3 separate regions of the Homo sapiens genome follow, and regions 1 and 2 are each linked to region 3. The links are chromatin loops, found by intact Hi-C in ENCODE. Cell type or tissue: psoas muscle. All regions are shown on one strand.

Evidence for each region. Hi-C counts contacts between places; a loop is a spot of excess contacts. Peaks named below come from ENCODE experiments on the same cell type or tissue, not always from the same donor. Only the 100,000 strongest peaks of a DNase experiment are listed, where the experiment ranks them.
Region 1: it touches region 3 in a loop (7-fold over the local background); 107 of 110 quality-filtered maps call a loop at or near these places.
Region 2: a loop joins it to region 3, with 4 times the contacts of the local background. A loop is called at or near these places in 33 of 110 quality-filtered maps.

The regions. Positions count from the first base shown.
Region 1 is chr17:38,411,967-38,416,966 of GRCh38, reverse strand. No RefSeq gene overlaps it. Among named protein-coding and RNA genes, the nearest start is that of ARHGAP23, 14 kb to the left of the region's middle. RefSeq lists enhancers at 326-1,260, 1,087-1,381, 1,261-2,196, 2,197-3,131. In psoas muscle, a CTCF peak has its summit at 2,064 (motif pointing right); DNase peaks (open chromatin) are centred at 1,256, 1,326 and 2,076; H3K4me3 peaks cover 1,021 bases.
Region 2 is chr17:38,482,507-38,487,506 of GRCh38, reverse strand. ARHGAP23 (Rho GTPase activating protein 23) reads right to left here. Exons shown (of 24, transcript NM_001199417.2): 16 at 4,829-4,984; 17 at 1,367-1,445. Among named protein-coding and RNA genes, the nearest start is that of ARHGAP23, 57 kb to the right of the region's middle. RefSeq lists an enhancer at 2,496-3,017. In psoas muscle, a CTCF peak has its summit at 2,452 (motif pointing right); a DNase peak (open chromatin) is centred at 2,466; H3K27ac peaks cover 448 bases.
Region 3 is chr17:38,346,285-38,351,284 of GRCh38, reverse strand. It overlaps LOC124903991 (a long non-coding RNA gene), which reads left to right and starts at 289. Exons shown (of 2, transcript XR_007065738.1): 1 at 289-367; 2 at 560-826. In psoas muscle, a CTCF peak has its summit at 1,970 (motif pointing left); a DNase peak (open chromatin) is centred at 1,984; H3K4me3 peaks cover 157 bases; H3K27ac peaks cover 1,029 bases.

The DNA.
Region 1 (5,000 bases), 66 kb before region 3:
CTCCCACCTCAGCCTGAGCAGCAGGGACTACAAGTGCATGCCACCATGCCTGGCTAATTTTTTATTTTTTTAGAGACGGGGTCTCAGTATGTAGCCCAGGCTTCCATGGATATTTGTTATTTATTCTATCTCTTTGATAAAGTTAAAATAAGATACTTATCTCTTGATGAGTGTCTTGGCCAAAAACAATCTTTTAGGGGTTTAAAAAAAATGTTCCGGGTGGGTCAGCATCGAATTTTCCAACCATCTCTTCCAGAGGCTTCAAGAGGGAGGCAGACCAGGACTCACCTCCCAGACCTGCCATTTAATATTCGCGCAGTCTTGGGCAAGTGTTCTGACCTCTCTGCCCTGCAGCTCCCTTATCTGTAAACCAGACATGCTAACCGCACCACCTCACAGAGCTGTTGAAAGATGACATGAGAATGTGAGTCTAAAATGCTCGGTCTACTGGTGGGCACAGAAGTGATCAATAAAAGTTAAGCACCGGCAGGGTGTGGTGGCTCACGCCTGTAATCCCAGCACTTTGGGAGGCCGAGGCTAGCGGATCACCTGAGGCCAGGAGTTCGAGACTAGCCTGGCCAACAAGGTGAAACCCCGTCTCCACCAAAATTACAAAAAATTAGCTGGGCGTGATGGCACATGCCTATAATCCCAGCTACTAGGGAGGCTGAGGCAGGAGAAATTCTTGAACCTGGGAGGCGGAGGTTGCAGTGAGCCGAGATTGTGCCACTGCAGTCCAGCCTGGGTGACAGAGCGAGACTCCATCTCACAAAAAAAAAAAAAAAAAAAAAAGTTAAGTGCCTTCTACAAAGGGCTGAATTAATTCATTTTATGTTGATTATTATTAGTTTTAGTTCAGCAGGTGACGATTTCTGACCTTGTCCCCAAATTCTAGGAGGCTATACCCTGGCTACAACCGGGTGTTCCCTTTGCGGGTGGCACCTGCTTTCAGCCAGTTGGGGGCTAGAGGTGAAGAATGGCGGTTTCCAGCCTGGTGCTCATCCCTGCCCCCCAGTCTACTTCCTTCCACCTCGGTAGCCTCCAGGGCTCCCTGGGGAACAGGGAGAAGGTAGAAAGGGAGCTAAGAGCCACGGGTAAGGCAGACAACTCCCGGGGTGCCATGGGCCTAGGAAGGGAGGAAGGAGGGGGATTACCCAGGAGGGAGTGGAAGGAGATGAGAGGGAAGGAGGGGGGCGGCGGGTGGCAGGCCCCACTCCTGCACCTGCTGCTCTGAGAACAAAGCCAAGAATGATGCAATCCTGGCCTGGTGCAGCTGAGGCTGCAGGGCCCCGAGAGAGAAGTGGGTGTCAGGGGCGGGGAGGGCAGTGGGCAGCAGGGCAGGACGCCTGACCTTGATTCACAGCCAACGTGTGGCCCCTTCATGAGGACCCTCAGCCTCCTCCTGAAGCCCCTCACCCAGGGCCAGACCCCTCCCCAGTAGTCACAGCCACCTAATAGGCAGGAGTAGGGCATGATGCAACCAGGCCATCACTCCAGGCAGCCTCCTCAGAGGGAGGGGCATGAGGAGAGGCCCCATCCGGCTCTCAGGCCTCGGGCGGCCGGTCTCTGTCCGCACCCTCTCCATACTGGAGACAAAAAGGCAAAGTCCTCCGAGAAGGTGAGATGGGAAGGTTCAGGAGAGCCCTAACCCGGACCCTGCACAAAATAGTGCCTATTTATAGAATTAACTAGAACCCGCAGCAGACACGGACATGGTCCCGGGCCCCAGTCTCTCCCATGAGCAGCCATCAAGCAAGCGGGGGCGGGGTGCATGAACGTGGCATCCACCGTCCCCAGGTGTCCGCCTCGGCCCCCCAACTCTGCCCCGGAGCCAGGAGAACAAAGGCTTCTCGCTCTCCCTCCACCTGGAGGAGGGGGTCGTGTCCCACACACCAGGGCCAGGTGAGGGATGCCTCATGGGCCAGGGTCCCTGAAAGGGCAGGGCGTTTAATGGGCTAACAGAAGAGGACTGGAGACACCGTGTTTAGGAATATTTAAGTGCGGCCTCACCCCACCACCACCGAGGGGACCTGAGGGAACAGCAGGGTGGCTTAGCCCTGAGGAGCCACTAGGTGGCAGGAGAAGCCCAATGACTCACCCAGCTCTGCCCGCGGCCACCAGCAGCCTCCGGGCCCTTCCCCACCTGGAAGCTCCCTCCTCTCTTTTTCCCTACAGCCCGCTCCTCTGCGGCCTCCGGTAAGAGGAGCTTTTCATTCTTCCTCTGCCTTTGGCAAAAAGAATCTCAATCCTAGTTTTCAAAATACTGCTAACAGGGCCGGGCACAGTGGCTCACGCCTGTAATCCCAGCACTTTGGGAGGCCGAGGTGGGAGGATGGCTTGAGCCCAGAAGTTTGAAGTTGTAGTGAGCTACAATAGCGCTGTTGCACTCCAGCCTGGGTGATGGGCGAGACTCTTTCCCTCTCCCAGCAAAAAAAAAAAAAAAAAAAAAAAAAAAGCCCGCTAATAATAATGATCATGGGGCCAGGAACGGTGGCTCACGCCTGTAATCCCAGCACTTTGGAAGGTTGAGGCAGACGGATCACCTGAGGTCAGGAGTTCGAGACCAGCCTGGCCAACATGGTGAAACCTAGTCTCTACGAAAAATACAAAAATTAGCCAGGCGTGGTGGCAGACGCCTATAATCCCAGCTACTCAGGAGACTGAGGCAGGAGAATTGAACCCAGGAGGCAGAGGTTGCAGTGAGCTGAGATCTTGCCACTGCAATCCAGCCGGGGTGACAGAGAGATACCCTGTCTCAAAAATAATAATAATAATAATAATGATCATAATCAGTGCCGAGAGAGAGAGAGAGAGAGATGACACACATTTGAGACAGAGTCTCGCTGTGTTGCCCAGGCTGGAGTGCAATGGCACCATCACCATTCACTGTAGCCTGGACCTTCCAGGCTCAAGCGATCCTCTCACCTCAGCCTCCTGAGTAGCTGAAACTACAGGCGCACGCCACCATGCCCAGCTAATTTTTTACTGTTTATGAAGACAGGGTCTTGCTATGTCGCGCAGGCTTTTGTGGATATTTATTAAGTGCTCAAGATGTACCAGGCATTTTACACACATGTCTCATTTACTCACACATGAGGTAGGAAATAAAACTCAGGAGGAAACAGACCAAAAAAGCATAAAGTGCCCAAGATCACAAAACGAGCAGGCAGTAGAGCCGGGACTCAAACTTGGGTCAGCAAATCCTGGGCCAGGCCCTCCCCAGGAGTCTTAACAGGCAGGCAGGAGCATGGGAGGAAGCGAAGAGCCCGTGGATGCCCCTGAGATGTCTCATCTGCTATCCTCACCACCGCTCTCCCCCACAACCCCTTGAGATTCTAGGAGGGTGTCTTAGTCTTGGGAGTGAGATGTGAAAATGTTGTCTAAGTGATTCAAGCTCACAAAGCCTCTGCCCTGGCTGAGAACCACGGCACCATCCCCGAAGCCTCTCCGCCAGACTCCACAATGCATTCTGCGGTCTCCCCCACCAGCATTTGCTGAAAACAGTTCCCACATAAACTCCCATTCCAATATGGGAGCTCCCCGGTCCAGGCCCAAAGGTGATTCCAGCCTAGAAGACCTTTCCCCACTGCCACCTCCCTCCTGGCCTGGCTCTGCCTCTGACCTGCTCCATGGTTTTTGGCAAACATTCACAGGTATCCCTTCATGTGCTCGGCTGGGGGATGGGGGTCATCCCAGAAGATGAGCAAGACACAGAGCCCGCTCTCCACATGCAGTCGGCGTTTAACATGTCCAGAGCCGTATGGGATCCCAGTCAAAGACATATCTGCCCCGTATCCAGACAGGTTTTTCTTTGTTTTGAGACAGAGTTTTGCTCTGTCACCCAGGCTGGAGTGCAGTAGCTCAATCACAGCTCCCTGCAGCCTTGATCACCTGGGCTCAATCAATCCTCCTGCCTCAGTCTCTTAAATTGGTTGGGACTACAGGCACATGTCACCATGCCCAGCTAATTTTTTATTTTTTTTTCTTAGAGATGGGGTCTTGCCGGCCGGGCGCGGTGGCTCACGCCTGTAATCCCAGCACTTTGGGAGGCCGAGGTGGGTGGATCACGAGGTCAGGAGATCAAGACCATCCTGGCCAACATGGTGAAACCCCGTCTGTACTAAAAAAAAATACAAAAAATTAGCCAGGCGTGGTTGTGGGCATCTGTAGTCCTAGCTACTCGGGAGGCTGAGGCAGGAGAATGGCATGAACCCGGGAGGTGGAGCTTGCAGTGAGCCGACATCACGCCACTGCCCTCCAGCCTGGGTGACAGAGCGAGACTCCATCTCAAAAAAAAAAAAAAAAAAGAGATGGGGTCTTGCCATATTGCCTAGTCTGGTCTTGAGCTTCTGGGCTCAAGCAATGCTCCTGACTCTCTATTTTTTTTTTTTTTTTTGAGACCGAGTCTCCCTCTGTCACCCAGGCTGGAGTGCAGTGGCACGATCTCGGCTCACTGCAACCTCCGCCTCCCAGATTCAAGTGATTCTTCTGCCTCAGCCTCCTGATTAGCTGGGATTACAGGTGCCCACCACCACGCCCAGCTAATTTTTATATTTTTAGTAGAGATGGGGTTTCACCATGTTGGCCAGGCTGGTCTCAAACTCCTGACCTCAGGTGATCCACCTGCCTCTGCCTCCCAAAGAGCTGGGATTACAGGCATGAGCCACCATGCCTTCCCCATACTCCTGACTCTTAAAGTGCCGGGATTATAGGCGTGGGCTACTGCGCCGGACCCATATATCAGGTTTTTCAATACCAGGGCATGGGGAAGAAGAGGCACCAAGAGATGACACCCACTGCATAGTGAAACATCTTGACTTTATCGGTCTCACACACAGGACAGCTGTTGCCAAAGACCTTCCTACCCATTTCCAAACCTTCTCAATGTCCCCCAAGCTCAGCCATTACCATTTCCTCTTACTTTTCTCTCCCAGTATAAATCCAGCTAGCCTCTCCCGTTCTCCCATCATCCCTGGATCTGCAGAATAAGGGCCCAGAAA
Region 2 (5,000 bases), 140 kb before region 3:
CTAAACCAGGGCCTCTTTCTCAGAGTGCAATTGACACTGGTCTCAGAAAGGTTCACCGGGACTTTGACCCAGCAATTCTACATCTAAGAATCTCCTTAGAGAGCACAGATCCAGGCGTGCAAGGACTTATTCAAGGAAAGCCATTGCAACAGGTTGTGTAATAGCAAACATTTGAAGACAACCTAAATATCCATCAATAGAGGAGTACTTAAAGAAATTGTAGTCTATTCAAACCATGAAATTCTATGTGGCTGATTTAAAAGAAGAATGAGGTAGAGCTCTCTGCACTGACACGAATGAATCTCAGAATTACAACTCTGCTTTTGTTAAAAACAACTCAACCAGCGGTGTGCTGGAGCCCGCTCACACCAGCTCCTGAGAGCGACTGTGTGCCTCTCTTCCCAATTCCATGTTGGTGACATCATGTTGGTGGCTTGAAATAAACCATGGTAGGAGTATTTACGCCATGGAAGCTGGAAAACGCTAGGCATTAGGGCTTTTTTCCCCCAGAGACAGATGTTAAACATCTGCCAGCACACCCCTGAACCCACCCAAATCCAAACCCCACGCAGGCACGTGTGTATCTCTGCCATGCATATAAGAGGGCCAGGAGAGAAACACAACAGATTGTGAATAAGCAGTTCAGCAAACGGCCAAAGCCCGTCGGTGCCCGACGCCTGGGGTGGAATCCTGGCTCTGCCATTTACAACCTGTGCGACCTTGGGCAAGGCATTAAACTTCTCTGAGCCTTGGTTTCCTAATCTGTAGAGGGAAGACAATAGCACCTTCCTCATGGAGTTGCTGTAGGGAGTTGTGCTTGGCACACTCTAATGCTCAGAAAGTGTTAGCCACAACCTCCCGTGAAAGGGAGCAGGACATTCACAGGGTCCTGTGCTGTTTTCTTCATTCACATCTGTACAATCTATGTTTTTTAAATAAGCTTTTGTGTTAAAAAAAAAAAAAAAAAAAAGCCAGCGTGGTGGCTCATGCCTGTAATCCCAGCATTTTGTGAGGCTGGGGCAGGCAGGAGGATTGATTGAGCCCAGGAGTGCAACACCAGTCTGAGCAACATAGTGAGAAACTCCCCCCATCTCTGAAAAAAAACTTTTAAATTAGCTGGGTGTGGTGGTGTTCACCTGCTGTCTCAGCTACTCAGGAGGCTGAGGTGGGAGGATCGCTTGAGCCCAGTAGCTTGAGGCTGCAATGAGCCGTGATTGCGCCACTGCACTCCAGCCTGGGCAACAGAGCAAGACTGTCTCAAAAAAAAAAAAAAAGAGTAAAACCAACAAACCAAATGCAAAAGTAGTGGTCAGGGTGAGGCACGGACTGGTGTCCCCTCCCCGCCCCACTTCCACCTCCTACTCACCATCAGTGAAAAGAGGCTCGGGCAGCTTTCGGAAGAAGGACTTGAGCAGGCTGCTGATCACATTGAGGTCTTGCCAGCGCTGGGGGAGGGGTCAGATGTCAGGCACAGGCAGGCCCAGCCCGATGCCCATGCCTCCACGATCATTCACCCCAGAGCCCAATCAAGCCCACCAGGCCCTCCCTGGGACCTACTTAGACCAAGCTCTCTACTCATCAGGATGGTGGCAGCAGAACTGAGTCCCCAGAGAGGTCCTGTGCCCACACTCACACTTGGCCCCAGCCCCTCCCTGCTCCTGCCAGTGCGTGGGCTCCAACACCTCCCCATGCACAGAAAGTCCCAGGCACTGTGGGGAGACAGTGAGTGGCAGCTGCTGCCTCCACTGGGCACAGTTTAAGCATCCGTGACACAGCAGTCATTCGTGCCGGCTCCTTCCTGTCTCAGGTCCTCTGCATGTGCTGGTTTCCTCAACCAGAACTTTCCTCCCCGCCTCCACACAACTGGCTCCTCATCCCCGCCTAAAAGTCGCTCTTCAAAGAGGCCTTCTCTGACCCTCATAGCTAAAGCAGCCACCTTCACCACTGCCCTGTCACCTGCACCCCAGCCCTGACTTTGTTTCCTTCCTGGCGCTTAACCCAATTTGTCATTATTTTCTGCTTTTGTTTCCGTGTTCATGCCTGTCTCCCTGCAGGACTGTAAGCTCCAGGAGGAGACAGGATCCCGTCTGTCTCATTTCCCACTGTGCTCCTATCACCTAGCAAGGACAGTTAACCTGGTACTTACATGGCCCTAAATCAGTAGTTCTAACAGAAGGAGGCAATTTTGTCCCCCAAACTCCCACTCCACCCACAGAGGACATTTGACAATGTCTGGAGCCATTTTGATTTTCCCAACTGGGAGGTGCCACTTGCATCTAGTGGATCGAGGCCAGGGATGATGTCAAATTCCCTCCAGTGCACAGGACAACCCCACACAACAAATAATTGTTCTTCCCAAAATGTCCACTGAGATTGAGAAACCCTACTCTAAAATAAATGGTTGTCGAGTACAAGAACTAACGGCCGGGTCGTTGTCCCTTCTGTCCTCCAGGGGGCACCATCACCCCACATTGCAACCAAGTTGGGCACAGCCGCCTCGCTGGGAATGGCTCAGAATAACTCAGGCCCAGAAAGCGACCTAATACCCCCAACAAAGAGACACAGTACAGCAGTACACACACTCATTACAATGGATCCACAGCTTAATGCCAGACAATCCCATAAACAATACACTCCCCACAGGCTCACCAGGGGTTAGATTCATCCCCCACTACACTTACTCCCAGCACGACCCACAACAAATGACACAATGATATCCAAGACAAAACAACACACCCAATATACCTCGTATGCCCCCAGCTGGCCCTGGCTTGGACCAGCTGCCTGCCAGCATGGCCCCCTCATCTCACACACACCCAGTGCGGCTCCTGCCCACCCGACTCCGTTACCTCCTGGCCCTCAGGTGTGAGCTCCTCTCATCTCCCAGCTGCCAAACCCAATGCCCTGGCCAGTGCTTCCTGGTTCCTCCAGAGTGAAGTGTCTGCCCTCACCCCAGCCTCACTGGCGGCCCTCTCCTTCTGTCCCACTCAGAGCGTGGCCCCTGCTGTTCTGCGGCCCACCCTTGGTCATCCCATGCCTCAGCTGCAGCAGGACCCATGCCACTCTCTAGTCCAGGCTCAATATAGCGCCTGTTTATGCCCTCACCCCATGCAAGGGACTTTCCACACCCCAAATCCAATGGAGCCACTCCCTGAGACGGCCCCTCCCTTCCGCCTCTCCTCACGCTGCCCCACTCCCTGGTTTCTGCCAAGGGAAGATACCACCAGCCCCAGCTCAAACATGCGGCTCTTCCTCGCCCCTCCTTCCTCCCTCTCATGCAGACAACTCTTAGGGTTGCTCCCATCCTCCCCCTTCCCCTGAGACCACCAAGTCCTCCCGACACTTAGCGCTTCCATAGATCAGTGACTTCTCCCCAGACCCCTGCCCTCCGCATTCGTATCCAATGGACATGAGCAGGAGCATTACTGTTTCTTGAACTTTGTTCTCACGATGCCTCCCCAGCTTAAGAACCATCAGAAGCTCCCTACTGTCCATCAGATCAAGGTCGAAGTCTTCAGTGAAGCCATCAAATGCCTTCTCTGTCCCCCTGGGGCCTCACCCTCCCCACCTCCAAGCCCAGGAGGTAGATCCACTCTCTGTCCTAACCCTCAAGCCCTCCCCGGCCCTTGCTGGGGTTTTGGAAAATGCCATCGTCTCACACCCCGAAAGGCTTCCCGTCCACCTGCCCCCTCCTATTCATTCCTCCAATACTCAAACCCTCCAGCCACCACCTGCTCCAGCCTGAGCACCCTCTCCTTCCTCATCACAGTGTGGTCCCTGATGAGAGATCATCTTTTTCTCTTGTCCACAATTTCACACACACTTGTCTCAGCTCCTCATTCTCCAAGGACAGGAAGACTTGTGTATTCCATGAGCCTTCACGTGTGTGATTCGTGGGACATCACTGCCCACGTTCACGGTTTTCCAAAATATCTTTTTTATCAGAGCCCCTTTGGGCAAATAAAATTGTACATGAAAACCCAGTACAACAGACAGGGCAAAGCAGGGTTGCTCTAGCAAGGACAGGGGGTCCTGACCTGCCCCTGGCCTCCCAAGGCCCCTCTGGGGAACCCTAGGACTCTGGGGAACACCCTTTGAGAATCGCCGGCCTTGCTGGAAACACTTAAGTGTGATTGCAGATCCCTTCACAGGCTGGTCTCATCTCGCCTGATCAGCCACTTCTCTTTCCATGTTGCAGCCACCCAAATTGCTGGCCATTCTAGAAAACATCATATATTCCCCTTTTTCTAAGCCGGCGGTTTGTAAACCATGGTCTGTAGGCAATATCTAGCCACAGCCTGCTTTTGGATGGCCCTTGAGCTAAGTATGGTTTTTACGTTGTTAAAGGATTAGGAAGAGAAGGAGGAGGAAGAGAAGGGGGGAACGCAACAGAGCAAACTACAGCAGAAAATATTTACCCTCTGCCTTCTACAGAGAAAGCTGGTTGACTCCTGGCACACTTTCCGCGTCTACACCATTGAGCAGGCCATTCTGCTGCCTGGAATGCCCTCACCTGGCTTTCACCGGCCTTTGGTGAACTCTACTCATCCTAAACACTCGGACAAAACTGCCATCTGTGAGCCTCTGCCTCAGAGCTCCCCAGGCCATGACTGCATTTACTTGGTCAGCTTCAGCCTGGGGTGATGCCCATCCCCGGGCTGGCCAGCGGGGGCAGGTCCCATCTTGCCCATCTTGGTGTTCTGGACCAATGCCGGGCATGTCATAGGGCACAATGCATGCAACACAATAGACCACAGAACTCTCCAAGCGGAGCACCACCCACACACCATCTCAGCCCCTCTTCCACAGACCCCCCAGCTTCACCCACCTCATCCTGCAGGTTGATGTCACCAGGCCCGCGGTTGAGCTGCTCCTGTAGGCTGGACACCACTGCATTGTTGCCGGGCACTCGGTAAATGCCTGTGGACTCCAGCCCTCGTGCCTCCACAATGCGACAGCATGCAGCCACGATTAAGGGGACGCGCTGGGGACACATGGGA
Region 3 (5,000 bases):
CAGAATGCTTTCATTGATTTTTGCCAAACTCTTATATGGGTAGCCAAACTGTGATTGCAGTTGACCTAGGAGTGTAATTGTAAAGGTGAATGTTGGTTGATAAAACTGAAAAAGACAAAACTTAATTGGATTGTCAATGATGGGAGCAACTTCTTTGCTGAGTCAGAAAACGGTTTCAAATACTGGAAGAATATTTACTCAATTTTTGTGCTATTCATAATGTAACGGCTACAGACAACACATTAAGTTTTTGCTGTTGTTGAGATGGAATCTTTCTCTATTGCCCAGGCTGGAGTGCAATGGCGCTATCTTGGCTCACTGCAACCTCTGCCTCCCGGGTTCAAGCAATTCTCCTGCCTCGCTCCAGGTAATTTTTTGTATTCTTAGTAGAGACAGGGTTTCACCATGTTGGCCAGGCCAGTTTTGAACTCCTGACCTCAGGTGATCCACCCGCCTTGGCCTCCCAAAATGCTGGGATTACAGGCGTGAGCCACCGCGCCCACGCCCGGCCTTCTTATCTTTACACAGGGATAAGGATTGCAATTTTGCTTGCTTGCAGGCATGTTGTGAGGATCAAATAAGATCAAGCTTTTTGTGTGGAGGAGGTGAGACTGGAGGCAGGGAGCCCATTGAAATAGTCCCAGTGGGAGATATTGAGAGATGCAAGGGAAAAGGAGGAAGGATCAGCTGCAGAACTCAGTGACTTCTAATACCTGAGGGTGCATTGAGGGGAAGAGGGTGGAGGGTTGAGTCCTGCAACCAGAGGGACCTTTTCAGAATGGAAATGTGTTCATAGCCTGTGATTAAAATTGTTCATGGCTTCCCATTGTTCTTAGGCTAATGTGTGATCTTGTGATCTGACCCCTGTGTGATCTAACCCCTGCCTCTCTAGCCACATCCCCTGCTAAGCTCCACCTTGTTCTCTGTTCCCTGCATTCCCATCAACCTTGCGGCAGGCTCCCATACATGTGGGCAAGAAAAGCTATTCCCTTTTCTTGCAAGACTTTTCTCTTTTTGCTTAGTAAACTCCTACTCATCCTTCAGATTGAACTCACTCCTCACTACCTTAGGGAAATCTCCCTGCCTGGGCCCTTCCTCCTCCCCAGGCTCTGAGATCATTCCTTTGTTGCACTTACTTGCGCAGGTGTAATTTGCAATCTGTCTGTGGGGTCAGTTGATTAAAAGCTGTCCTCCCTACAAAACTGTAAATTCTATGAGGGCAGAAGCCATGTTTGCTTTTTGCCCCTTGGGGACTCTCCAGTGCCAAGGACAGTGCCTGGAATTGTTGTTCAACCTTAAGCCCTGTAAGAGTCTCCTGAGACAAATTCTGCACAACAGAATTAATTATCTTTCCTCACACATAAAGAGACAAAGTAAACCTCAGTGAGTTATTTAGCTAAAGTCACTCAATTCAAAAGGATGCAGTGAAAATCAAAACCAGCTCTGACTCCAGATAGTTCATTCTCTTCCCCTGGCTGCCTCTCAGGTGTCACTCAGGTTTCTGAAGAAAAGAAGAGCGATTGAGAGGGGCATGTTTACCCACGTCTGTAATTCCAGCGCTTGGGGAGGCCAAGGCAGGTCTTGGATCACTTGAGGCCAGGAGTTTAAGGCCAGCCAGGGCAACATAGCAACACTCTGGCTCTACAACAAATGTTAAAATTAGCCAGGCATGGTGGTGTGCCCAGATGTGGTCTCAGCTACTCAGGAGGCTGAGGCAGGAGGATTGCTTGAGCCCAGGAGGTGGAGACTGCAGTGAGCTGTGATCACACCACTGCACTCTAGCCTGGGTGACAGAGCAAGACCGTGTCTCTATATAGATAAATGAATAAAAGAAGAGAAATTGCTATAGAATCACACAACACCTGAGGCCTAAGAAGACTACCCAAGATCCCCAGCTTTCTCTCTGAGAAACTCTCTGGCCTCAGAGCCCATTACAAGCTGATTACAGGCAAGGTCCCTGGCTCTTCATCGCCCTCTGCTGTCCAGCTGCTTTCCTGGCCGTGGGAGAAGAGGACTGTGTGGGTTATCTGGAGTATCTCTACTTGCACGGAGTGCACAGAGGTACAGAGGAACACACGCGAGCTCTTTCTAAGGCAGGGCAAGCCATGGGGTAGACTTTTCCCATTTCCATAATTGTCCATTTCCGTAGCCCAGATCCTGGAAAAAACATTGAAAGTTAAATTCCAAGCAAAGAGGGTGTATCTTTGCATTTGTAGGACTTGAATTTGTGTTGGGGGTTGTTTGTTTGTTTTGAGACAGCATTTCATTCTTTTGTGTTTTTGTTTGTTTGTTTTGTTTTGTTTTTTTAGACGGAATTTTGCTCTTGTTGCCCAGGCTGGAGTGCAATGGCGCTATCTTGGCTCACTGCAACCTCTGCCTGCCAGGTTCAAGCGATTCTCCTGCCTCAGCCTCCCAAGTAGCTGGGATTACAGGCATGCGCCACCACGCCTAGCTAATTTTGTATTTTTAGTAGAGACAGAGTTTCTCCATGTTGGTCAGGCTCATCTCGATCTCCCAACCTCATTGATCTGCCTGCCTCAGCCTCCCGAAGTGCTGGGATTACAGGCGTGAGCCACGGCGCCCGGCCTCAGAGTTTCATTCTTGTTTCCCAGGCTGGAGTGCATAGGTATGATCTCGGCTCACTGCAACCTCTGCCTCCTGCGTTCAAGCAATTCTCCTGCCTCAGCCTCCTGAGTAGCTGAGATTACCGGCGCATGCCACCAGGCCCAGCTAATTTTTTTGTTTTTAGTAGAGACAGGGTTCCGCCATGTTGGCCAGGCTGGTCTCAAACTCCTGACCTCAATTGATCCACCTGCCTCAGCTTCCCAAAGTGTTGGGATTACAGGTGTGAGCCACTGCGCCCTGCCAAATTTATGTTTATTGAGCTGATTTTATGTTTAAATATACCTCTTTCACTGAGCACTATAAAAGTGGTCCTCAGCCGAGCGTGGTGGCTCAAGCCTATAATCCCAGCACTTTGGGAGGCCAAGGTAGGCGGATCACTTTAGCCTGGGAGTTTGTGACCAGGTTGGGCAACAAAGAGACCCAATGTTGTGAGGATGTCGTGAGACCTCGTCTCTACAAAAAATAAAAAAAAAATAGTTGGGCGTGGTGGCGTGCACCTGTAATCCCAGCTACTCAGGAGGCTGAGGCAGGAGAATCACTTGAGCCCAGGGGTCAGAAGTGGAGTGAGCTGTGTTCATGCCACTGCACCCCTGCCTGGGTGACAGAGTGAGAGACCCTGTCTCAAAAAAGTAAAACAGAAAATAAGGTGGGCACAGTGGCTCACGCCTATAATCACAACACTTTGGGAGGTTGAAGTGGGCGGATCACTTGAGCCCAGGAGTTTGAGACCAGCCAGGGCAGTAAGGCAAAACCCCATCTCTATTCCCACCGCCAAAAAAAAAATATATATATATATATATATATTTACCTGGGCATGATGGCACGCACCTGTAGTCTCAGCTACTTGGGAGGCTGAGGTGGGAGGATCCATTAAGCAAGCCCTGGCGGTGGAGGCTGCAGTGAGCCGTGATTGTGCCACTGCACTTTAGTCTGGGTGATAGACACTCCAGCTTGGGTGACTGAGTGAAACCCTGTCTCAAAAAAAAAAAAAAAGGTCCCTACAGAGATAGAGTCCTAGTTTTAAAAACTTTTATGAAGGATGACTTAAAGAATTTAAGGTCTGGCACAGTGGCTCACACCTGTAATCCTCGCACTTTGGGAGACCAAGGTAGAAGGATCACTTGAGCCCAGGAGTTTGAGACCACCCTCGACAACATAGTGAGACCTCATCTCCACAATTTTTTTTTTGGGCGGGGGGACGTTGTCTCTCTCTGTTGCCCAGACTGGAGTGCAGTGGTGCGATCTCGGCTCACTGCAACCTCTGCCTCCTGGGTTCAAGTAGTTCTCTGCCTCAGCCTCCCGAGTAGCTGGGATTACAAGTGCCCAACACCATGCCTGGCTAATTCTTCTGTATTTTTTAGTAGAGGCCGGGTTTCACCATCTTGGCCAGGCTGATTTTTTTTTTTTTTTTTTTTGAGTCAGAGTCTCGCTGTGTCGCCCAGGCTGGAGTGCGGTGGCGCGATGTCGGCTCACTGCAAGCTCTGCCTCCCGGGTTCACGCCATTCTCCTGCCTCAGCCTCCTGAGTCGCTGGGACTACAGGCGCCTGCCACCATACCCGGCTAATTTTTTTGTATTTTTAGTAGAGATGAGATTTCACCGTGTTAGCCAGGATGGTCCCCATCTCCTGACCTCGTGATCCACCCACCTCGGCCTCCCAAAGTGCTGGGATTACAGGCGTGAGCCACTGCCCCTGGCCAGCCAGGCTGATCTTGAACTCCTGACCTCGTGATCCACCCACCTCGGCCTCCCAAAGTGCTGGGATTACAGGCGTGAGCCACCGTGCTCGGCCTTTTTTTTTTTTTTTTTTTTAATTAGCCAGGTGTGGTGGCACATGCCTGTAGTCCCAGCTACTCAGGAGGCTGAGGTGGGAGGCTCACTTGAGCCTGGGAGGCCGAGGCTGTAGGAAGCCATGATCTCACCACTGCACTCCAGGCTGGTGATAGAGCGAGACCCTGCCTCAAAACAAAAAAATGATAAAGAATCTAAAGAAGTTCTGAGATTCATTTGGTCATTCAACGGTGGGCTAGGTTTGGGGATGCAGTGATAAATGAGACAGACACAATCCCTGTCCCTCTGGACTTTGTGGTTGGTCTAGTTAGTCTTAATCATGCCACTTTCTGAATATATGAGCAAACGCAAATAATTAAACATCTCCGAACCCGTGTTTCATTTGTTAAAATGGGTCAGTAATAATCCCCCCTTGACATGGCTATTGTGGGGAATTAAATGAAAACTTACGTGTAAAGGTACTTAATAAATTCTACAGTGCTATACAAATGTTAGTTAATACATTTTTTCCCAAGAAGCTTTTCATGGTAATAACTTAATACATTTTTTCCCAAGAAGCTTTTCATGATAAGTTACTATTGTCTTC